5 separate regions of the Mus musculus genome follow, and regions 1, 2, 3 and 5 are each linked to region 4. A link is a loop called in an ENCODE intact Hi-C map of the cell type or tissue named here. Cell type or tissue: left cerebral cortex. All regions are shown on one strand. Region 1 has its middle 4.8 kb from the start of BC046251. Region 2 has its middle 2.8 kb from the start of Tarsl2. Region 3 has its middle 19 kb from the start of Tarsl2. Region 4 has its middle 54 kb from the start of BC046251. Region 5 overlaps BC046251 (cDNA sequence BC046251).

Region 1 (5,000 bases), 49 kb after region 4:
GATCAAACTGAGGTCATCAGGATTGGCAGCAAGCCCCTTACCTACCAAGCCAACTCGCCAGCCCTTAACACTGCCTTTAAACTTAAACAAATAGCCCAGAGCCTTTTGTTCACTCGAAAGATTGAAGTTATGTACAATACAGCAGTAATTTCAAAGCAAGCCAAATGGCCAGTATAAAAAAAATCATACTCTGTTGTTGAACTGAATGTTAATGATACAAAGTATCCAATGAACTAACAAGAAAATTGAAATAGACAAACAACAAACGCTTGGGATTTGGATACTGTCTTAATTAGGGTTTCCATGGCTGTGAAGACACACCATGATCATGACAACTTTTCTAGAAGAAAAACAGGTAATGGGGCTGGCTTCCAGTTTTTGAGGTTTATTCTATTATTGTCATGGTGGGAAACATGGCAGCGTGCAGGCAGACATGGTGCTGGAGAAGGAGCTGAGAGTTCTACATCTTGATCTGCAGGCAGCAGCAGAAGACTGTGTGCCACACTGGGCATAGCTTGAGCATAGGAGACCTCAAAGCACCCCCCCCCCTTCCCATAATGATACATCTTCTCCAACAAGGTTATACCACCTAATAGTGCCACTCCCTACGGTCAAAGCATTCAAACATACGGTGGTCATCCTATTTGGATACAAACTATTATAAAAAGTGACCTCCAGTGACTGGAGGTCACTTAGGAAGTGAAGAAGAGCTAAGAACCAAACCCAAAGTTTTACATGTGTCAGGCAAATGCTTTACCACTGAGCTCCACCCCATGACATTTTTATATTTTAAAATTATTATTATTGTTGTTGTTGCTATTGTTAGTGTTTTGTTTGTTTTTGAATACAGTAGTCTCAAAAATGTGTGGATCTCTATGTAGCTCTGGTTGTCCTGGCACTCATTTTGTAAACCAGGCTGATCTTGAACTCACAGAGATTCATCGGCCTCTGCCCCCACCACACCCAGACTTAAAAATACTTTTTTTTTTTTTTTTAATGGCACAGTTTCACTGAACTACCCAGGCTGGCCTTGAACATGTGATTCTCCTACCTCGGCTTCTGGAGCAGCTGGGATTACAGCAGCACATGGCTGAGCTCTAAAGACTTCTCTAGGATGGCAGCAGCCTCTCCCGCTTGGCCACAGTGGACACTGCTTCCCATGTAGAAACATTGTGTGTTTTTTTGGTGATTATTGGAAGAATTAAAACTTAGTTCTCAATTTTTTTGGTGAGCTCGCTATTTGTCTCATGATAATTCTTCCATTATGTCGTTTGTTTCTCACTGATGGACATGAGATTGTTTTAGGCACTCAGATGCCCCACCAGGTTTATTTGTAAATCTCTGAGTTTGCAACTGTTGACTCTTCTGTATCTAGTGTAGAGACATTAGAGACCCAGGCTCTTGGTGGAAAGAATACTCAGGAAATTGAGGAATAGGACCTATCCCTTCATTCAGCCAAAGGCAAAAGGATGCCTTAGTAGTGATGACAGTCCATAAATCCTGGGCTGTCTCCACCATGGCAGGACTCAGGGGCACCCAGGGGCCCAGCCTTCCTCTTGTGGAAACAAATGGAGATTTCCATTTCTCAGGAGAAGAAACTAGAACTGTGTAGACATAATGGGAGGGGTTTCTTAACAAGGTTTTTGCTCCTTGCAGCAAGTCTAAAGATCGGGGCTAGGGGGCAGCTTAGGTGGTAGATGCTTGCCTAACATTCCTGGGTATGATCGCCAGCTCTGCATAGAGCTAGGCATGGTGACACATGTCTGTCTATAAGCCCAGCAAATAAACCAGGCATGGTGGCACCTGTCTGTCTATAAGCCCAGCAAATAAACCAGGCATGGTGGCATCTGTCTGTCTATAAGCCCAGCACTTGGTAGGAGGAGGAGGAGGCAGGAAGATCAGAAGTGTGATGTCATCTTCAGTTACATAGCATGTTTGAGTCTAGCCTGAGCTACATGAGACCTTGTCCCTGAATAAATAAACAAACACATAAGACTGAAGCCTGTTGGGTGCTGGTGAGATGGCTCAGTGGTTAAGAGCACTGACTGCCCTTCTAGAGGTCCTGAGTTCAATTCCCAGCAACCATATGGTGGCTCAAAACCATCCATAATGAGATCTCATGCCCTCTTCTCGTGTGTCTGAAGACAGCTACAGTATACTCATATACATAAAATAAATTAAATAAAATCTTTAAAACAACAACAACAAAAAAGATTGAAGCCTGTTAGGAATAGATGCATCCCAACTCAGATTAGGGGCAATTTAGTTTTTTTTTTGTTTGTTTGTTTTTTTTTTTTTTTTTTTTTTAATTTTCAGAAACAGACTCATGGTTATGCTTTTTTTTTCTTCCTCTCTTTAATTATTTTTAAATGTTTACCCAAGTACAAAGGCCTTCCCTGTAGATCTTGGGGTATAACGCCCGGGGGTGACCTATACACATCTCTGACTTGAAAGTCTCTGATTGCGCTCTACAAAGCCCCTGTCTATGGGAGGAAGCCTGCACACTGTGCTCCGCAGGCTGCTGGCACTTGACAGGACAGGGCTGGCGCCAGTGTGAGGATTATGACACGGTGTCCCTGTAGCTTGCTTTTTCCTGCCTGAGGGGGAGAACTGAGCTGCTACTGTCTCCTCTCCTGTGGATCTGTTGGTTGCTTATTGCCTTCTGACAGGCACGCATTCCGGACTAGTCCCCTGATGCTTCCGCATGGGGCAAGTGCACTCTGTCTGTTTACGAGGACTTGTCGCTTCTGCAAGCCTCTCTCTGATCAGTAGATGTTGTGTATTTGTGCGTGGTGCAATTTATTCATCGTCTGGTTTATAATTTATGCTTGTGTTTTGCAATGCCAGGGATCATTCTGGCAACGTTTCAACAGTTTTGTCTATATGGCACAAGGCATTTTATATGTATGGATACAAATATATCAAAATTATAAATATGCCCAAATTATACAACAGTAACTCGCTTTAAATGTTATAATTTAAATTGTATGATTAAAATAAAAGCGTGTGAGCCAAGGACTTTAAAGAACACTCCACTCCCACTTGGTTCTTAGTCAGCCCTTGAGCTACAGAAATTAATGACCAGAGGGAAGCAATTATCTCACGTCTGTGGGTAGTGAGCTCGGACAGGCTCAGCCTCCTTTCCATCCGGCCCTATTTTTGTCCTTAATAGCGGCATTTATCTCAATTTTAGTTTTCAGTATTTTCTTTTACGAACTATGTAAAAAAGTTACATAGTACTCCTTTTAGGAGCACTGAAACCTCTGCCTGTCTGTATCTGGTCTTTCTTAAAGGGCTCTTCTGTAACCCCCTTCTGTTATCTTGTCAATTCTTGCATAAACTGTTGCTTTTCTTTAGCACTATCTAAAAACAACGGGAAAGGGCAAAAACAAGACTTTATTGGGCTCGTGGTGTCCTTGACCCCTATGGGTCCTCCGGTCTCCTTGCTCCCTTTCCTCTTCAGGACTCCAGGGCACTGTCTAATATCTGGCTGAAGGACTCTGCATCGGCTTCCATTGGTTGCTGGATGAAGTTTTTCCGGTGACAATTAAGCTAGGCGCTGGTACCGCAGATCCTGCAGGTGTGATAAACTGTAGGATGGAGGTTTCGTGGCTGAATTCTTTTCCCAACCCCTCCACTCGAGGCCTTGCCTGGTTACAGAAGATGGCTGGTTCAGCCTTCTTGTCCCGCAACACTAGGAGTCTTTGCTAGTGTCACCCACATATTCCATGGTGTTTCCATTGCATTAGATTTCTAGCTTACCCTCAAAATGCCCCCATTCCAGTCGTCTCTGACAGTATTCTCTCTCTCTCTCTCTCTCTCTCTCTCTCTCTCTCTCTCTCTCTCTATCTCTCTCTCTCCATAACCCCGAACTGATCCCTCCAGTTTCCATCCCCACCAGCCCCCAGTCCACCAAGGAAACCTATTATATTTCCCCTTCCCAGGGAGATCTTTGCACCCCCACCCCCACCCCCATTAAGCTCTCCCTGTTTCTAGCCTCTCTGAGTCTGTGAATTCTAGCATGACCATATTTTATGGCTAATATCCACTTATAAGTGAGTATATGCTGTGTTTTGTCTCTCTGGATCTGGGTTACCTCGCTCTGGATGATCTTTTCTAATTCCATTCATTTGCCAGAAATTTTCATTATGTCTTTATTTATTTGTTTTAACAGCTGAGTAATGCTTCATTGTTTAAAGGTGCCACTTTTGTTTCTTTGTTTGGTTTTTAAAATCCATTCTTTGGTAGTTTCTGTACAGTTTTTACCTTTGTTTGAACTCAGGCTCTGTTTTTCTGTGTGTGTGTGTGTGTGTGTGTGTGTGTGTGTGTGTGTGTGTGTTTTCTGGGAATGGAATCCAGGGCCTTGAGTTTCTAGGTTAATAAATGTGTGATCACTAAGACACCCTCAATCTCATTTGGTTGAGTATTTTAAGTGGTGAATCACCGAAACAGGAAACCAGGTTCATTCTTAAACAGCTCTAAATTCTAGGCATATTTATTGTGTGTAGCTGAATGCTGCCCCAGTGACTGATCCTCATAATCAAACATCTTCCCCCTGTAACTCCTCTCATGGTCAAACACCTGTCTCCCTGTAACTCCTTCCCATGGTTAAATATCTGCCCCCCTGTGACTCCTCCAATGGTCATACACCCGTCTCCTTGTGTCTCTTTCCCAAGTTTAAACATCTGCCTTCAGGAGCCACTGGAGTGAAAGACACCCTCCTTCTAAGCACAATACTCATTTAGATTCAGATATTTTAAGATGTTATTTTACATTTTTTTAAAAATTATATTCATTTACTTATTTGCAGGAAGAAGCCAGAGCACAGTTTGCAGGAATTGGTTCTCTACTTCCACCATGTGAGTCTTGGGGATTGAACTCAGGTCCCCAGTCTTGGCAGCAAGCTCTTCATCTACTGAAGCCAAATGCCAGGCCAGGTCTTTTAAGATACTCTTGATTCTAGGCTCAAGACTGGCCAACTTTTTACCTATATTCTAGGT
Region 2 (5,000 bases), 110 kb after region 4:
TGAATCCACTGGAGTGATAAGGTAAGATAGACAGTTTAAGAAGTGTCCTGGATAGTTTTATGTCAACTTGATGAAAACTAAAGTTATTTGAGAGGAGGAGCCTCAACTGAGGAAATGCCTCCACGAGACAGGGCTGCAGGCAGGCCTGTAGGGCATTTTCATAATTAGTGATTGATGTGGGCAGGTCCATCCCATTGTGGGTGGTGTCAACCCTGGGTTTGTAGTCCTGGGCTCTATAAGGAAGCAGGCTGAGCAAGCCTTCCAAGGCCTCTGCATCAGCTCCTGCCTCCAGGTTTTTGGCCCTGTTTGAGTTCCTCTCATGCCTTTCTTCAGTGATGAACAGAGACACATGGAAGTAGTTACCCTAACTACAAGACGCCCTCATTTGATGCTACCGTAGGTTTATCTTCCCTGTACCATCTGTTCACTCTCCTTAAAACTCTCTTTCTTGAAGCATTTGGCCATGTTACATAATGCCGAGATAAACTCCCAAGCCTGTCTTTACAAGGACTACAGACAGTGTCTTATCTAGCTGTCTTCCTTTGCTTCCTGTTACTGTGATACAATGTTCTGACCAAAAGCAACTTAGGAGGAAAGAGTTTTAGCTCTGAAGTCAGGGCAGGAACTCAAGCCGGGAACCTGGCAGCAGAGACTGACGCAGAAGCCATTGCTCATTGGCTTGCTTTTCCTGGCATGCTCAACTTAATTTTTTTTTTTTTTATACAGCTAAGGACCACCTGGCAAGGGATGGCACCATGCACGGTTTTTACCCCATCCAGGACTCAGTTTAGGGTTAGATGTTGTGTTTGGTTATCATGGCAACAGTTCTCTTTAGTTTGGAACACTTCTATGGGTTTAGTCTTTTATGATATTAGTATTTTTAATTACAAATGCTTGTTTGTCTTTTTATTATATGAGGTTAAGTGCTCTGCTTGCTGATTCCCCATTTAGCCCTTGACATTGGTTTGTGAGCTAAGCTCTGCTTCTTTTTCAGTTTCAAAGAATTATTTGTATGAATGTGTGAATAATTATATTTTCAGTGGCTTATAATTCATTATGGTACTTAATTACTTTTACGTACAAATGGCCCCAGCTTAGTTAGTCAAAGTCCTTTGAGCTGGTTCTTGCCTCCCCATGACATATCGTTGTCGTGTTAGTGAGGAGCCCTACCCTGGTCTCCACAAGAAGACAGGCTTCTCCTGTCTTATCTTGGGTTCACATGCTCCGACCTTGACATAGCTCTTCATCACTGTGGAGAGGTGGGAGGGGGCAAGTCCTCTTTGTCAGAGTCCTAACTGCCACTTTGTATCTACTTCTTCACTGGTCTTCCTCCATAATATCTCTCTTCTACAGGGAGAATTCGGGATCCTGAGTCAGTATATACCCAGTCTCTTTCCATTTGAGTTCCTGAAATGACATCAGTATTTCTTCACAGTTTTTTACCTTCCCTCGGCCAAGACTGTGTGAAATCACTCGTCCTTTCTCCCTCTCTACTGTCTTCTGTTTGGATGATCATTGGAATTTATGTTTGCTTCAATTTTCTCTCAAATGTGTCTAGTGCTTTATCAGTTGTAAATACATGTTATTTGTTTATAGGCCTTCAAAAGTCAACACAGCAAAAGGATGTAGCCAGAGCAGGGTGATTCTCTGGGTGTCTTCCACTGGTTTCTTCCTTCCTGGTCCTTTGTAGATAGCTCATTTCATTGTTTGCTGGTCTACACCTCAGTTTCTCTCTGGGCTGATAAGTAGATGTAGACAGGTTATGTAACATGTCACTTAAGCTCCTTTGAACTTAGCTCTTTTTCACGTTAACAGTACCTCCAGGAAATGCCTCCATATACATTTTTTTGTTTGTTTTTGTTTTTGTTCTTTTGAGACAGGGTTTCTCTGTGTAGCCCTGGCTGTCCTGGAACTCACTTTGTAGACCAGGCTGGCATCAAACTCAGAAATCCGCCTGCCTCTGCCTCCCGAGTGCTAGGATTAAAGGCATGCGCCACCACCGCCTGGCTGCCTCCATATAAATTTACAAAGATCTCCCTGATGGCTTTTAAACTGCTACATGATCTTCCATTGGGTCATTGTATTAAATTGATGAAACCAGCATCTATGTAATTTTACACACACACACACACACACACATCATTGAGTTAAATTTTTGTACCAATGCAGTTTAGTGTTCTTAGAAATATATCTACAGCTCTTAAGCTCTTCTCATTCTCATCTCTAGCTCTCCTCTCCCTCCCTTTCCTCTCTCTCCACGTGGCCATGGCCAGCCTCTCTCCTTCTACCTTCTCTCTTTCTCTCTGCCTTTCTACAATAAAGCTCTAAAACAAAAAAAAAAAAAAAAGAAAGAAAAAAAAGAAAAGAAAGAAAAAAAGAGAAAGAAATATATCTACAGAATAAATTCCCAGCAAGAGCCATGTATACAGTAGACCCTCCATTTCTATTCATTCTGTTTCTGTAGGTTCAATGGACCATAGACTGAAAGTATTTAGGAAGAATCACAGCTATACAGCATGTAGTCTTCTCTTCCCACTCCTTCCTACACATCATTACAGTGGACACAGCATCTACACTGTACATCATTAGAGATGATGTAAGGAAGACAGGATGGTGCAGCCAAGTTAAATGCAAGAATTTGGACATGTTATGTAAAGGACTGAAGCACTTATGGGATATCTTTGGGAAATAACTCTTTCCCATTAACCAATTACCTGTGGATATTGGGGGAAAACTACATGCAGTTTTCTTTGATATTGTCATTGGTTTATCTTGCCGGCCCTTTTCTAGAGTTTTTAATCGATAGCTTTCATTCTTTTGTTTTTATCATTGTAAATGTTAGTTCTTATATGTTCTCAGATTCATGCGCTCCTAACGTTTGTAGTATTTTATTCTTCTCATTTAAAATTCTGTACCTCTGCTCCCTCTTGTGGCACTATGGTGTGTGTGCATGTGTGCAGATGTGTGTTGTGTGTGCATGTGTATGTACATGTGTATGTGTGTGTTCATGTGTGTGTGCATGTGTGTGCATGTGTGCAGATATGTGTTGTGTGTGCATGTGTGTATGCATGTATGTGTGCAAGTGTGTGTACGTGTGTGTGCATGTGTGCAGATGTGTGTTGTGCCTGCCTGTGAGTGTGCAGATGCATCTTCCTATGTGTGCATTTGCATGGGGAGGTCAAAGGACAGCCTGGAGTATTATTCCCCAGGAACCCACTACCTTGTAATAAAGCCTTTCACTAAAACCTGGACTCTTCGTTTAGGATAAGCTGGCTGGCCAGCAAGCCCCCAGGGATACACCTGTGTCTATCCATCAGTGCTGGATATCACTTTCTGGTCCTCATGCTTGTAAGGTAAGCACTTCACCACTGAGCTATCCTAGCCTCTCTGTTTCTCTCTTCCCCTTTCTTCTTCCCTTCTGCTTTCTTTCTAGTTTTTTTTTTATCTTGCTATGTAGCCCAGACTAGCTTTAAGCTGATGGCTACCCCCATCCACCACTACCACTGCTTCCACCTCCAGGAGTGCTGTACAGATGTACACCACTGCACCCAGCTGTGCCTCTTCTTCCCACAGAAGAGGTCTTCAATTTCCACATGGAAGACAATGGCATCTCTTGCTGGGAGTGATCTGTGAATCTGATTAACTCCTCAGCTCCTTCCACCTATTCCCCAGAGTTACATTTATCCACCTGTCTGTCCACCTTGCTCACATTACCCAGACTCCATTTCTCAGAGTAATTTCTCACCCTTGAACTATCCCACCCCAAGATAAACCCTATTTTGGAACTCTTATTGCCTCCATTACCTAGATTACATCATGAGACATGTTTGACTAAATGCTACCCTCTGTGCCTTAGTTTCTGCATTATACATGGGTATAATGGTATCATCTCTTTTAATGAAGATTTAAGAAGTGACTATTTCCAAATCGCTTCGTTCATGTCTTGGCACATTCTAGGAACTTAAGAACAGTAAAAGCCAACTTTTGTTCTTGCCACAGGAAGCTTCTTGCTCATGGTTATAAGAGAAACAAAGTCATGTGTGAACTTATTACTGGAGTCTTTAGAGTCAAAGCCTGGCTTCTGGAAGTTTCAACGACATAAGCTCAGCTAACCCTCTGAAACATGCCAATTAAAATGACAGTTAACAATAAAAAGCAGAGAAAGGAGATTTATTCATTGTGGTTACAGTGGGAAGATGAACAGCTACAGGGGTTCAGCCACCTACCCCAAGCCCGTCATTGGGGTGCTAATATGAGGTTTAAGTTTAAGTAGAGGCCAGTGGTGGAGGTGTGGCTCCATCATCGGCTTAGTTCCAGTCTGTCCAGCAATTCCTAGGGCAACTCCTCCCCCAGGGGGCAGCAGGGCTTCAGCCCTTTCCTGCTCCAGGATGAGAGCTTAATTCTTTGCGGACCACTGTTTCCAAAGTCCGATAGCACAAATGTTTCTACTTAAAATAATCTTAAGACAGTTATAAACAGCATTTGCTCTAGACTCAAATAGTGAACAATGTTGTGCTGGCCAGGCTGAAGTTTTTGTAGTGCTCTTCTGTGTGTCCTTGCCAAGTGCCACTGTATTTGCACAGCCTTGGCATGAAGGTCTATTTTCAATGGCCGCTTTTCAGAACCTGTTTGCACAGTGTGGTGACTGCAAGAATTTAAGAGGGGAATGAAAGAAATCCATCAGGCTTTGCTAACGGTTTGGACAATCTGGTCAAGAGACGCACCTCCTCTGGGCTTCAATATCTCAAACTCCAGTTTCATTAGACTGAACACACTTCCAGTAGCACCTGGACATGCCTCCAAACGCTAAAGATGCCCATCCGGTGGTCCCACTCCTGCTGCCTAGGTCCAGAGCGTAGTTCTCAATCCTGCAGTGCACCCAACATTGGCCGTGTTCCTGCCCGTGCTCCCTGCCACACTCCCCTGCCCATTTTCCTTGTTTTATGAAGCATTGCTCAGCCGTCTCATCTTCCCCAGCGATGATGCCGCGCTGTCTCATC
Region 3 (5,000 bases), 98 kb after region 4:
TCCCAGCACCCACACCAGGCTGCTCACAGCTGCCTGCAACTCCAGGAAACACAGCACCTTTTAGCTTCCTGTGGTACACACACACACACACACACACACACACGCTTTCTAAAACATAAGCTGAAAAATAAGACCAACATCTAACAGAAAATGTGCAAAGCATAGGGACAGAGAGAAACGGAAGCTGTATGAATCTTCGGAGATGAAATCATGTTCTGTCTCACTCTAAATGAGAACTTTCACACTGGAAGAACAAAAGGCTGTCGTTTCTACCCAGCAGATGAGCAAAGATGCTCAAGTGTAACAGTGCTCTGTGTTACTAGGATACAGGGAAATAAAGTGGAGTCGTATTACTTGAGGAATATAAAGTACAATGCTTTACAGGGCACAGTTAGCTAATATCCATAACAGTTATGCACGCACGCATCCTCTTAAGTCAATTCCCCCTTTAGGAATTTATCCATATTTTATATATATATTTGTGAGTCTCATTACGACAGCAAAAACAAGAGAGAAGCCAGACTTCATTCAATAGGTGATGGTTTAAATAATGTTGCTAAGTCAATATAATTTTATGTAATTGCAAAACTAAAAACAGAATAGATACTCTATCCATCTTTACTGTATACTGCTGAACATGAGCACAATTCTCTTTATAATTAGTATTTCTGATTAGCTCACAAAGTATCAGGTGTCTCTATGGCGTTTTCATATTTTGTTATGGTCTCTTCCTATGAATGAGAGTGCAACCTTGGCTGTATCCCAGAGGTTCTAGCAGGTTGTGCTCTTGGTTTTTGCCATTTGACTTTAGGAAATATTTTATGTATGTCTTCCCTATTTCTAGTGATATTTTTCTTTAAGAAAAAAGTACATATACAGCAAATATGTTTGTAATGAGTTAAAAAAAAAAGTAACTATAGCTGTTCATAGGAAGAGACCTAAATAAAGGTCAGGATGGAAGGAAAAATAACCACCTTTTATGTTTTGAATCTCACAAACTTTAAGTCAAGTAATATAATGGTTATCTAAAAAGACAGTTAAAGTCACCTGAAATGCAGAAAACCAGTCAGCTCTGGAAATGTAAACACGGTTTTTAAAATAAAAAAGAGAAATAATAAAAAGGGGTGCACCACTCCTTCCGGTTCACACCTGCTTGGAGTGTTGCACCCCACCCCACCCCACAATTCCACCTGCTGACCAGGAGGTCTGCCCTAACCTGAGATGCACAGGTGAGAGCCCCCTCTGACCCAATCCCCCCTCCTGCTGGGACCCTAGCAAGCCCAGTAGTCATGGGCTCTGCCCTGCCCTCCCGGAACTCCATCTTCCCTCCATTCCACACCTCCACCTGCAGTCTCAGATCAGTGCATGGGCTCCCACTTCACAGCTCCACCTGCCTCCCAGGAGGCCTGCTCCAGCCAGGGATACTCAGGTCAGCCAACAGCAGAAGCAACCAGATGGCAAAAGACAAGCACAAGAACATAGGCAACAGAAGCCAGTGCAATATGATACCATCAGAACCCAGCTCTTCTTCTACAGCAAGCCCTGGGTATCCTACTACACCTGAAGAGCAAGACTGTGACCTTTAACCCCTATCTCATGAAGATGACAGAGGCCTTTAAAGAAGATATAAATAATTCCCTTAAAGAAATATAGGAAAACGCAACTGAGCTGGTAGAAGCCCTTAAAGAGGAAACAAATAGATCTCTTAAACTAGTATAGGAAAATGCAATCAAACACGTGAAGAAAATGAACAAACAATCTGAGACCTAAAACCGGAAATAGAAGCACCAAAAAAAAAAAAAAAAAACAAAACAAAACAAAAAAAAAACAAAAACACAAATGGAGATGGAAAACCTAGAAAAGAGAACAGGAACTGCAGATGCAAGCATCACCAACAGAATACAAGAGATGGAAGAGAATCACAGGCATAGAAGATACCATAGAATAAATTGATACATCTGTCAAAGAAAATGCCAAATGTAAAAAGAGTTCTTAACTCAAAACACCCAGAAAATTTGGGACATTATGAAAAGATCAAACTTAGGCTTAGAGAGGCACTGTTTTCCATGTCTGCCCTCTGTCTACCAAAGAGGGAACACCATCCCAGGTCCCTTGGGCTCTAGAATTCAAGGGCAGATCCTTTCGTGCAGGGAAATAGGGTTAAGGAAAACGACTAGGGGAAGAGAGAGAGAAGCAAGACAGAAAGGAGTTGTGTGTATTTTGAGAAAGCCTCATATAATGAGGAAAGAAGGCCTCATGCTATCTAAAATGTTGTCTATTTACTATCGTTTGTGTATGGCATGTGTGTGCATGTTGATGTACAATGTGCCACCACTGTACATATGAGAACAAATTGGAAAGCGATTTCTCTCCTACTGTGGGTTTCCAGAAATTGAATGCAGGCATCTTATCAACCTAAACTTTTTTGCTTGTTTTGTTTGTTTGATTGACTGATTACTTGTTTTGTTTTTTGTTTTTGTTTTTGTTTGAGGCAGGGTTTCTCTGCATTGCCCTAGATGCCTTAAAACTCACTGTGTAGATGCGGCTGGTCTTGAACTCAGAATCTGTCTGCCTCTGCCTCCCGAGTGCTGGGATTAAAGCCATGTGCCACCACTAATCAGTGTTCATTGGCCCAACTTAAAAACAAAACCAAAACCAACAAAAAGCAATTAAAGTATTTTAAAGAGAATCACAAAGTTCTTGATCTAGTTGTGCTCATTCTCAAAAAAAGTGGGGGAGAGGATGGGGTGTATGGGATGCAGAAAAGATAGTAGACAGTGCAAAATATTCTCTCAAACTAGAATGGATGTCAGGTGAGTGTCTAGAAGAAAAGACATTTAAGAGGAGAAAATGTCTCCTCCTAAGTCTGCCTTCTGATCTCCATACTCTGGATTTTGAACTGGCCCCTCTTCCAAGCCAATCCAAGACTACTTGTCTTTCAGGTTCTCCAAGAGGAAGAATTTATCTAACCCTAAAGAGCCTCAAACCCAAAGCAGATTGGTCTAATATGTATGTTTCCACTCTAAATGAACTTCGATTATTTTCCCTCATAGATGAGGGTATTTTTTTCCAAGGCTCCTCTCCCAAACATTCACCCATGCCCACCACATTCACCAAGCATTCCCCTACAACTTTTCCTTAGGTCTTGGGATCTGACCCAAGGATTTATAATTGCCATTGAATTTAAGAATTGCCATCTCCTATACCCACACACCTTCTTGGTCACATTAAGTTAAGCACCGATTGGAATGGCAGCCCAGCCCAGCCCTGTCCTGCTTTTTCCAGCCAACAAATGCTCCAGAACACACAGAGTCAACAAGCTCCTGGACAGGCGGAAACAGGGTGAATTTTGAAATATGACTCCCAGAAAACTAATTGGCCAAGGAGCATGGATCCCAGGCATATGTTGATGCTGTTGCTATGGTGACTATGCTTCAGTGTGCTGGACCAGGTTGGCTGTGATTTGGCTGTTTTCTACCCACAGTGGAGTTTCTGGTAGACAGGAGTGGGAAATAAGTCTAGCTATTCATCCTTAGGCTAAGAGCTAGCCTGGCCACATTCATCTGTGTAGGTCTTAGATACAGTGTCCCATGTTGAGATGCACAAGGTTTTTGGAAACCATGGGGCTTTGGAAAGAACAAAAGAATCCTATAGGAAATCACTCTGTCCTTGTTTATGCCTGATCCTAAACCTTGGGCATCTGGATAACCTTACACAAGGGATATGAAAATAATGTGTTGGTAAGTCCTTGTGGATTGTGCAGGCTTGTATCGGCGATAAGAAATGTCTCAGGATCTCATGGAAGTGTCTTGACCAGTGGTTCCCGATGTTCCTAATTCTGCAACTCATGTGGTGACTCCCAACCATAAAATTATTTTTGTTGCTACTTCATAACTGTAATGTTGTTACTTTTATCAATTGTAATGAAATATCCGTGTTTTCCAATGTCCTTAGGTGACAGTCATTCTACATATCCCCAAAAGGGTCATGACCCACAGGTTGAGAACTGCCAATCTAGGCTCTCCTTGAATTATCAAGTCACTGAAGGGACATAATTTTTGAGAGACAGTTTTATGTATAAAGTTTGACCAGCACGTGTCTCAGTGCCTTTCTTTCTGATGCATTAAGCATTTGCAGGGCTTGGTTTGGTCTTGAATGTTGCAGCTTTGACTAGATGCGGCCTCTCACTGGCTTCTCGTTGGTAGATTCTAGGTCCCGGATACAGGATACAGTTGCCTTGGTGACTTCATACAGATATTTGTGGACAGTCATTTCCATTTATTCTCTGCTTCTAAAAATTGAGGTTATCCCCACAGACACTTCAAGTGGGTTGTGACATGCCCTGATCTCTGCTTCATTTTTCCTCTCATGTACGCCTCTGCAAGCAAGCGAGTAAGGCTGCTGTTGTTTTGGTGACCGAATGAGGAGGGAAAAGAGGGGAGCAAGCTCCTGCCGTGTCCCAGTTAACTACATTCTTTTAGCCTTTCAGTGAGAAGAGAACAATCACAAAGACGTAGTAATTCTTCTGAAATCAAATCTCAGTTAGCTGAGCAGGGATGAGGTCAGCTTTGAAGGCCTTGTTCTGGCCTGCCTTTCACAATGCGTGTGACAGTGGTGGTCAGCTTCAGCAACTCTGCCTTCCAATGGTGAGCTCAGGAAAGCAGGAAGAGCGTGTGTTTCCCACAGCATGGAGGACCTGGAGGTTTGCTTGTACAAAGACAGCAATGTGTGAGCGGTTGAAATGTCCTCTAACAGGTCAAGGGCATCACATTTTAGTTCGATGTTTATATGGTATAAACCCATTTTCGAAAGTGATTCAGAACTCCCTCATAAAATTAGGTATATGCAATTGGCCTATTAGCTCATAATCTAAACAGGATGGTGTGCCTGTGTGCCTGTGTGTGTGTGTGTGTGACTTATCTGAATTTTTTTTCTCACGAACTGTTTTCTTTTCTCAGGGAGTACTCATGAAAATACTCATGAAGTATTTTTCTCATGAA
Region 4 (5,000 bases):
GCTGGAGCAACCGGTCGTGTTGACATCTTTCCCCTTATATGCCAACAATACAGCCAAGAGTGACCTATTTGTTGATGACTGTGTGGGTCTCCAAGTCCAATGACCCCCTGGGGACAAGCACCTTTATACCCAATAAGCCATCTTGCCAGTTGTTTTGTTTTGTTGAGACAGGGTCTCAGGCTGGCCTTGAACTCAAGATATTCCTGCCTCAGTTTTCCACATGATGGTAGGGAGTAGGCACTCCCTACCCTGCTCTGCCTAAGAATGACCCATTCTTCATCTATTTGAAAAAAAAAAAAGAAAAAAAAAAGAAAGAAAGAAAAGAAAAAAAAGAAAGAAAATCATCTTCCACGGATATATTTCTTTTTTACTGCTTGGCTCAGGTTGTTGCACGTGCTAGGCAAACACGCCTCTGGTGAGCCACACCCCCTTTCCCCAAGGACACATTCTGTTTGTTTGTTTGCTTGTTTGTAGACAGGGTTTCTCTGTGAAGCCCTGACTGTCCTGGAACTCCCTCACTACACAAGACTGGTCTCAAACTCAAGAGATCTGCCTGCCTTTGCCTCCTGAGTGCTGGGATTAAAGGCCTGCGCCACCAATGCCCAGCCGCCTAGAACACATCTTAATTCAACTGTTGCCAGTCCTACCAACTGGCCTTCTATGTGCTGTCTTTGGCTGGTTAACAAGAGTAAATGCCATTTTCAAAATAACTTTTTTGTTTTTTTAACAAATGGAGGAGGACGACAGAAGATGCTAACATTTCCCAACCCTGCTGTTACTCACCCAGGCCCAGCAGTAGAACAGGCTGGTTTGACATCAGAGCTGATCTTTGTAACACCATGAGTGAGATAACAAGAGTCTCCGCTTACCCACGGAGAAACAAACATGACAATAACTTGCTGAAGGTCACACTGTGAGTGGCACAGGCGAAACTCCAACTCTGTGCCCACAGTAAGTCTTCCCTTCACTGTTGGCCACTGTTGGAACTGTTTTGTTTTTTTGGGTTTTTTTTTTTTTTTTGTTTTGTTTTGTTTTTTTAAACCCTCATTTCCTGGATTGATCAACCCAGATAGACTTTGAAACATTGTTTCAGGTTTTTGATAGCAGAAGTTACTTCTCCACTTCACAAAAGCAGCCACACTTTGAGTTTCTCTACTTAGGAATATATTACCCTACAGTCAATAGAATCGAACATCTAAATAAAGTATTCATATCCTATGTTAAGCACTAACTACTAATTTTCAAATTAAAACGGTCGTTGGCTCTCACAATGGCTGGCTCCAGACTCCTATGTCCACCCCACTACTTTTCCTTTCTTGTTTCTTTTGTGGGTGAATCTTAAGCCTACCTCTCCAGCCAGTGGAATGCCCAGGTGGCTTTGGGATCCCATGTGGCATATTTGGATACTAATACAACATACAACCTACAGGATAAACGACTGTGCGAACCAGATCTGGATAATTCCTAGACATTTTCACTTGATGGTGTTCCTTCCAATTACCTCCCTAACAGCTTCCAGGTTGGAGGAAGCAGAAACCGTGCAGATATAATGACAGTCCTCGACAAAGCGACGCTAACATCACAACTTCCTCCCCTTAGCGTGGGAACGGCTCATCTTTACTATGTGCCCAACAGCAGGTGCATTCGGGGAAATAACAGAAGACGCACAAACAGACAAGGACCAATGGATTGCAGGGCTATGTCGCGGTCTGCGGCAGAGCTCGGCGGCTGCGTGCAATTCCCAGCCAGCACTCGCCGGCGCCCAGGAGAAGGAGAGTCCAAGCGAGGCGCCCAGGAGAAGGAGAGTCCGAGCGAGAATGCGGGGCGCAGGGTCCCAGCCGCTCCCTCCCCGCGCGTTCTCGAAGCCGCCCGCAGGAGCGAGGCGCGCGGCCCGGACGCTGGGCGATGGCTGCTCCACCAGCTCTGCGCGCCCCATCGCTGCCAGGCCCCAAGCCCCCGCCCTGCCCTCGCGCCCCTGTCCCCATCAGCGCGCTCCGGCCCTGCCCCCAAGTCCCCAGCACCCCTGTCCCTGTCCGCGCGCCGCTCGTATTCCCCCATCTCCCCCGTCCGCGCGCCCCAGCTCCGAGTCCTTACCACAGCTTCCTCTTGAGCGGCAGGAGGCTGCCGCGGTTGGACGGGGTGACGCCGATGGCCATCTGCAGCACCGTCAGGTATTTCTGGTACTTCATCTTGTCCCCGCTCCGCTCGCGGGCAGGGCCCCGCCGCCGCCGCCGCCGCCGCAGACACAGCCCCTCCAAGCGCCGCATAGATCAGCTCTGGGCCATCCGCCGCCCCGCCGCGCGCCCCGCTCCCGCTCCTGCCGCCGTGCGTGGCCCGCTCGCGCCGCCGTGCGTGGCCCGGTACCGCCGCCGTGCGCGCCCTCCGCCCGCTCTCCGCCGCCCCGCGCGAGCTCGGCACCGCTGCGCACCGGCAGCGGGCGCAGCCTGGAGGCGGCGCTAAGCGAGCCTTGCAACACGCAGGTCCGCACCCCACGTGCCTCAGTTTCCCCGAGGGGGCTGACAGCCTATTTGCAGTCGATTATGACCGCAAAGAATCTCAGAGCAGAAAAAAAAAATGTATATGATTGCAGCTTAGTGGTTTGTCTCTTATAAGATGTTTCGTTTTCTGCCTGGATGTGATTGACAATTTTATATTTCCGCATAGTGTGCTGCATATATGTTATATGGGGCTCAGTCCTCATACACATAGTGGTTCTGGGTAGTGGAAATGTAGAGTTGGCAAAAGTACCACAGCAATCAGTTGTGAAAAGTTGAGATTGCTCCATGGCCTTTAAACTTACTGTGGAACTAATAAAAAGGGACTATAGTGGGATCAATAAAATAGGGGAAACGGGGAAAAAAGTAAACAATGGATGCATGTTGCACTATGATTTAAAATATTGCAGTTATTAAGAATTAAAAGTTGGGCTGGTGGGATGGCTCAGCGGATAAGAGCACCGACTGCTCTTCTGAAGGTCCTGAGTTCAAATCTCAGCAACCACCTGGTGGCTCACAACCACCGATAATGAGATCTGACACTGGAGTGAGCGGGGCGACCGGAACGAGCAGAGGTCCTAAAGTCAATTCCCAACAACCACATGAAGGCTCACCACCATCTGTACAGCTACAGTGTACTCATATACATAAAATAATACATCTTTTTAAAAAAATCTCCAAACACACTTTTTAAAAAAAGAATTAAAAGCAGCCTATGCAAGCAACAGGATTGCAATCTCCTCTGTGGATCCAAAGTTCTCCTGGAAGGGGGTGGAGCTGGAGAGGCCACTCGGTAAGCCAAGTGCTTGAAGCATGGGGACCTGAGTTCCATCCCCAGCACTCCTGTAAAAAATAGAACTTGTCAGCGAGTCTTGCCAAATCAGTGACACACACACATGCACACACACCGTCTAAAAGAAGGTAGACAACTGTTTGAGGAAATCACTCGATATCCACTTCTGGCTGTCACATGGTTCCCACATGCAAGTATACCCACAAAGGCACACCATAGCGGGCACCTTGAGCCATGCTTGGCTGCTGTCTGTGGCACTGTGTGACCTGCCAAGAGAGAATCTCAACTGAGGGATGGGATTGCCTCCACCCATTGAGGGATGGGCCTGTCAACCCGGCCTGTCGATGTGAGCATTTTCTTGAGTAAAGATTGATATGGGAGGACCTGGCGCACTGTGGATGGCGCCACCACCAGATAGGTAGTTGTGGAATCTATAAAATGCAGGCTGAGTGGGCAATGCGGAGCAAGCCAGTAAGCAGCATTCTTCCATGGCTTCTGCGTCAGCTTCTGCTCCGGGTTCCTGCCTTGCTTTCCCTCAGTGAAGGACTGTGATGCAGAATTGTAAACTTAAACCCTCCTCCCCAAAGTTGCCTTTGGTCAGTGTTTGATCTCAGCGAAGCTGGAACATACTAGTACAACATTATTTTCTTTTGTTTCTGTTTTTGCTTGGTTCTTGTATGAGACAGGCTCTTACTCTGTTGCCCAGGCTGATCTTGAACTCGTGTCAATCCTCCTGCCTCAGCCTCCAAGTGATGGGATTACTGGTATATGCCACCAAATGTGGCTTCTCATCACTCTCCTAGGTCAGTTTCTATGGTCCTCCTTTCACCCTGGGGTTGTTGGCCACTAGGCAATAAAAACAAAGGGAGCAGTGTGAAGGAGCAGTATTTAGGATGGCCCATGGAGACATGCCAGGGTCAGCTCTGCGGAGAAAGGTCAACTTTATTATGGAAGGAGGTAGGAATATCCAGGGTGGGCAAGGGTCATTGCAGTTAGCCTGTTCCTTCCATTCTTCCCCTTATGTAACAGACTGCACCTGAATTCCATCCTCACTGTGTTTCTTGTTTCTTTGCTGCCCCTTCGTCTTTGTTGATCAATATCTTCTTTCCAATTCTATGCAATGTTGTATGCTTCAAGCACAGCAAGAAAAAAACATCGATGTAATGGCATCTCTATGCCAGCATCTAAACTTAATAGCAGATGTCCACTGACCAAGCACAGACACACTCTGGAAGAACTTCTGTGGGATCATACAGGTGGATTGGTGGATAAGATTGGCATAAGCATGTTAACTGGAGTTTGGATACCAAGCATACACACATGTGCACACACACACACACGACCACACACATACATACCCATATGCACACACACACACACACACACACACACACACATATGATCACATACTATATACACACATGCACACACACATGCACATGAGCACACATCACACACAAACACACACACACACACACACACACACACACACACACAGAGAGAGAGAGAGAGAGAGAGAGAGAGAGAGAAGTTGTTGTTTCCCACCCCTGAAATCCCAGTAGTGAAGGGGTGGGGCACAGGGTGGAGACAGGAGAATCTATGAGGCTTGCTGGTCATCAGCCTAGGCAAAAGCCACAGAGTTTGTTGAGAAACTTGTACTTTTCCATTGCCATGACAAAACATTGTGACCTAAGCAACTTATAAAAGGAAGC
Region 5 (5,000 bases), 83 kb after region 4:
AAGCCTAAAAGCTGTGTGGAGACAAACAGGAGGACCATGAGTGTTATGCCCTGCAGGGAGCAGAGCTACAGGGAGCAGGGCGTGAACCTGAGCAGGGAGACGGAGCAGAAGGTGAAGATCCTCCACATAGAGTGTGGCGATTGTCTGTAACAGTAACTTAAGATGTGGAAGGAGCCAGAACTGTCTCCAAGGCTTGGGTCTCCTGATGAGGAATTTCTTGAAACAACAGCAGAGGTAATGACAATATGTAGTTTGGTTGTGTGACATTTGTCCCCCTTTCTGTTTTTGTTTTTTGCTTGCTTGTTTTTGTTTTGTTCTGTTTTCGGCAAAGCCTTACACTGTAGCCTAAGGTGACTTTAAATTTACAGCAATCCTCCCCCTTCAGCCCTTGAAGTGCTTGAATTACAAGTATCAGTCATACTTGGCTTTTAAAAGCTATTTTCAAAATTCATTCAAGCATATTAATTGATTTGTACATTTTACGTTTTGTTGTTGTTGTTGTTGTTGTTGTTGTTGAAAACAGAAAGCAAAATTATTCCTAAGAAACCAGTAACTGTTTAATAAAAGAAACATAATTTTCAGACTTTATTTTGTTTTTAAAAATGTTTAAGTGGCTCATTTCTCCCATATGGTCTAATACCGTGGTCAAGGTCAGTTTCATCAGCCGGTTCTTTTGGAATCACATGAGATTTTTCTGGAAAATGGACATCAGCTGGAGGTAGGTCTGTTAAAAGTTCTCAAGGAGGCCTGCTGGTCCTAGTGGAGAACTCTCTTATGGTGGGGACATGTGCAATGAAGTTAAATGACCATGCCTTGCTGGTGGCCAGAACAGGATGCTTGCTAACCTGTCTCTCCAGCTTGCTCTCGTCCTGGAGCTGTCCTGTGTCTCAGATAGTCATAGGTTGTGGTTCTGGAAGCCACATTCTCACTGCACACTCACCGACACATGGATTCGTCATCGGAGGCCTACGGAATTCCATCCTGTCATTGTATTTGAGGCCCAAGACATTTCTACCTTCCCAATCTCTAGCAATGCAACTAGCTTCTGGTGAGATTCCCACTCCTGATAGCCATGCAATGGATAGAATAATCCCCTCCTTGTATGTGGGAGATGAACCCAATAACCCCATTTCAATGTATGTAATTCAGCAAGGATGATGGGTATCATGAGAGTGGACTATAAAAGACTATGTTTTCCATCTTCTTTATTCATTCATTCTCTGACTCTTCTCACATGCTTGCTGTGATTATAGCGAGTTGGGGACATTCACACGGCAAGAAGCTGGGGGCAGCCTCCGACCACCGCCAATGGAGCACGACCCTTATCCCAGTGTCTAGCAGAACTGAATGCCTCCAAAAAGGACATGGGGGAAGCTTAGACGCGATCCTGCTCCAGTGGCACCTTCAGATGACATCATGTCTGACACCCTGACTGTAGCCTTCTGAGAAACCTGGAGCTGGATTCACAAGTGAGCTGTGTCCAGGTATCCTGCCCGCAGGTGCTGTTTGTGTTAATAGTTTATTATGCATCAGTAGATGATGAGGATACTCACCCTTTCATACTTTCATCGAAACCAACTACTAGAGGTTGTTCCCTGTGCTTCCCATAGCACCTGACTTTACACCCTTCTGGAATTCCAGGGAAGGTAGTCAGTTACTTAGGGAGGAGCCTACTGCCCCAGCCACATATGCCTCCGGATACCCTTTCCTCTGCTGGACGACTGCTGCTCCAGTCTGATCTTGATCCCGAGTTCTTCTGGGAGTGAGTGCTCCTTTCATTCTTCTGCCTCGCTCATCTGGTGCTCCCAAGCTAGGCTCAGAGCCACGTGGTCTTCTTCTGTGTGCCTGACCTGGATTCCTGACCTAGAGCCTGATTGCTGCATTTCTGATCTGATCTGGTCGGTAGAGTTTTTTGCTTTGTGTTTTGGTTTTTTGTTTAATAATTGCAGCTGTATTCTATGGGTTACATTTTTTTTTTTGACTTTGCACTGTACCCACACAAATCAAAAATAGCTTTGGCAACCCATCCCTGCAGGATGGTCAGATTCCATCCATCAGAAATATAAGGCTGGGTTCTGAGTTAGTAAAGCAAGGCCAGCTCCTGGCACCAGCTCTGGCCCATGGCTCCTGGATGACTCCCCTTGATCTTGTATCTCCAGTTCTGAGGCAGAAAGCATTTCAGATGCATGTGTCTTCCCATCTTTCCAGGGCGCATGGGATGGAACTTGGCAGACATGCCTGGTCCTCATAGGGAGATGTGAGTGTATCAGCTCCGAGCAAGATTGCCAGCTGGCACCGCCACCCAGTGGCACAGCGGTGAGTCACAGAAGCTGCAAGGAGTGGGATGTGGGGCTGAGAATCAGTTTCCAGGCTCCCAGCAATTAGAAGCAGGCCATTGACTTGGGGCCAAGAGAAAAGAGCAAAAGTCCTGTTTCCTGGCGCCCTGGGGCTTCCACACACTCATGCCAACCTGCTTGCCCTCTGCTCCCATGATTGCTTTCTGTGGACACTATTTTGGAGTGATGGCTAGACTCAGCTGTTTTAGCTTCAGAACAAGGCTTACTACCCAAGGACAGGTTGGGCTTAGACAAACAAAACCGTTGTAGCCTGTGAGCAGGATCGTTATCTCCTCAAAGAGATGGAACTATAACAAGCCTGTCTGCAGTTATTGCAAACGCTGAAACACCGCCTGCCTGGAAGTCTCTGCATAAGGGCACCCCCAGGAATGCCTCTGTGCAGACAGCGTCTACTCTCCTGCCTCTGTAGCTGTACCACAGTGTGTGGATAAACTCTACTTCCGCTTTCACGTCCTGGTAAGTCCTTTCATCTCCCACATCACTGGCCCATTACCAACACTTCCTGACACAACTTTGGGACCCACATGGGGACTTCTCTTCTTGCCTCCCCTCCGAGTAATGCTAGTGGTATTTGGTCAGTTGTTCTGTGGCAACTGAAAGTCCTAGCTGGGGCTGCTTTCCAGAGATGCCCAAAGGCCTCCAAGTTGTGACCCTGGGTTACCATCATGCATTGGGATTCCTTTTGGTGCCTTGTGGAAAAGCTTACTGCCCATTCTTAACTGACAGACCCTGGCCAAGGCTACACTTTGGACGGACATGAAAGCAATGGAGAAGCTGGACGGTTTTTACATTTTACAGCCCGTGATGGTAAGGGGGTTACATTCCTCTCCTCAGAGCCCCTTTCGCTCTCAGTGAGGGGTATGATTGGCAGCTACTCATTCAGGATGAGCCCACATATCTTTGGAGGACTCCCACTCCCTTCTCCCTGACAGATTTGCTGCCACTGCACTTTGGAGGGCTTGTGTCTTCTATTCCTTCTCCCATCTCGATGTCTGTACTATTATTTATCTGAACTGGCACAGTGGCAGCTGACTCACGTGCTTTCGCAACCCTTGCCTTTCTGTCTCATTCCTCAAGCACTGTTGTGGAGTAAGCCCCCACCTTCCATTGAGTCAGTGAGTGAGCCTCTCCTTTGCTTACACAAATCCCTTGAATAATCTAACCTTGCACTGAGAGGTAGACATGTCTTTGTGTTGATGTCCCTGAACTTGGAGAAACCCTTTTTAGTAGGTGAATCCCCCTTATAAAGGGGTGCCTCCAGTCCATTATAGATAGTAAGAGGGGGTCACTACTTACTAAGAGAACCTCCTGTGGGGCAGTTCCTCAGTAGTCTGGCTGTGGGACAGACCTCTTTCCCTTCTGACTTCCCAGTAAGCTATATTCTTAAATACTGGAACACTGGAACAAATTTGAGCCACACACAGGTAATTTTCCTGTGTGATGTCACCAGGCTACAATCTGAGAAGCATTGTCAGGTCTGGACCCTCTACAATACACCAAGTCTATACCTTACTTTTTCTGTTACAACCTTATAAAGTCCTCTAAAGTCCTTGACGGCACTGTCCCAAGATTCTGCCTTGCATGAGAGAAGCTACATGTGTCTTGCCAAATTTGGAAGACCAATATCCAATCCAGATTTTTTTTTTTCGAGACAGGGTTTCTCTGTGTAGCCCTGGCTGTCCTGGAACTCACTTTGTAGACTAGGCTGGCCTCGAACTCAGAAATCCGCCTGCCTCTGCCTCCTAAATGCTGGGACTAAAGGCGTGCGCCACCACGACCAGCTCAAATGTTCTTGATAACCCCTGCTAGGGCTGCTTTCACTCTGACCCTATAGCCAGGGTTCCTGCTGCTCCCCTGGACAGCCCCAATCCTTTAAATCTCTCTACCTTACCTAGATACACACACACACACACACACACACACACACACACACACACACACACACACCATACAGAGGAGGTGAGAAGAGAAAGGGAAAGAAAACTCTTATCAGGGACAACCAAAACTAAACCTCAAATTTCTCTTTCCCCTTCATTAAGTGGCCAGTGGGGAAACTTGAACCATCAGAGTACATGAGCCATTTCCTATGTCAGACCTGTCACAGACTGAGATAGAATTGGGCTCTTGGTCCCTCCCACTTCAATAAGAGATTAAAGAATTTACAGTAGCCCTTGACCTTACCTGCAGGAGGTTTTCTGTTATTTGAACTATGTGCTATACATTGGAGGGATAATCTTACATAGGAACACTGATACAAAGATGGGCCAGTGAAGCCTATGCCCATGACCCAGAAAGGCCAACCATGGTGCTGATGCAGGCCCTGGATGGAAACCTAACTAGTCATATCAGACTCTATGCTGTTGATAGAGGCTACTAGGAACTTCATGACTTCTTGTCTAATAGAGGGAAGGAGATTGGCTACCATCAAGCCTATCTGTTGCAATAAATTGCTCACTGAGGAGCTTGCTAAAAACCCTGCCCTGTTTCAGTTTGGGGTAATAGAAGCCATGCATAAATACAATGACCTGGTCCCCAAGAGGCAATGAGGCTAGGCTGTTCTAGCTATCCATTCTACTAACCAGGCCTCTTTCAACATCAAAGCATCAAAACATCATTACATCCCACCCATCTTAGGACTACCCA

Evidence for each region. A loop is a pair of places that touch in the nucleus more often than their neighbours do. Peaks named below come from ENCODE experiments on the same cell type or tissue, not always from the same donor. Only the 100,000 strongest peaks of a DNase experiment are listed, where the experiment ranks them.
Region 1: it touches region 4 in a loop (2.6-fold over the local background); 2 of 42 quality-filtered maps call a loop at or near these places.
Region 2: it touches region 4 in a loop (2.5-fold over the local background); 6 of 42 quality-filtered maps call a loop at or near these places.
Region 3: it touches region 4 in a loop (2.7-fold over the local background); 9 of 42 quality-filtered maps call a loop at or near these places.
Region 5: it touches region 4 in a loop (4-fold over the local background); 6 of 42 quality-filtered maps call a loop at or near these places.

Annotation. Positions count from the first base shown.
Region 1 is chr7:65,574,725-65,579,724 of GRCm38, forward strand. No RefSeq gene overlaps it. Among named protein-coding and RNA genes, the nearest start is that of BC046251, 4.8 kb to the right of the region's middle. In left cerebral cortex, a CTCF peak has its summit at 2,573; a DNase peak (open chromatin) is centred at 2,749; H3K4me3 peaks cover 338 bases.
Region 2 is chr7:65,639,619-65,644,618 of GRCm38, forward strand. No RefSeq gene overlaps it. Among named protein-coding and RNA genes, the nearest start is that of Tarsl2, 2.8 kb to the right of the region's middle. In left cerebral cortex, a CTCF peak has its summit at 2,934 (motif pointing left); DNase peaks (open chromatin) are centred at 375 and 2,928; H3K4me3 peaks cover 422 bases; H3K27ac peaks cover 1,295 bases.
Region 3 is chr7:65,623,644-65,628,643 of GRCm38, forward strand. No RefSeq gene overlaps it. Among named protein-coding and RNA genes, the nearest start is that of Tarsl2, 19 kb to the right of the region's middle. In left cerebral cortex, a CTCF peak has its summit at 2,087; a DNase peak (open chromatin) is centred at 3,437.
Region 4 is chr7:65,525,470-65,530,469 of GRCm38, forward strand. It overlaps a transcript of Tjp1 not described here. Among named protein-coding and RNA genes, the nearest start is that of BC046251, 54 kb to the right of the region's middle. In left cerebral cortex, a CTCF peak has its summit at 2,474; DNase peaks (open chromatin) are centred at 1,761 and 2,307; H3K4me3 peaks cover 2,257 bases; H3K27ac peaks cover 1,273 bases.
Region 5 is chr7:65,608,089-65,613,088 of GRCm38, forward strand. It overlaps BC046251 (cDNA sequence BC046251), which reads left to right. Exons shown (of 8, transcript NR_131060.1): 2 at 57-234; 3 at 1,254-1,484; 4 at 1,642-1,898; 5 at 2,209-2,316; 6 at 2,666-2,813; 7 at 3,084-3,164. Among named protein-coding and RNA genes, the nearest start is that of BC046251, 29 kb to the left of the region's middle. In left cerebral cortex, a CTCF peak has its summit at 2,320 (motif pointing left); DNase peaks (open chromatin) are centred at 1,829 and 2,285; H3K27ac peaks cover 1,199 bases.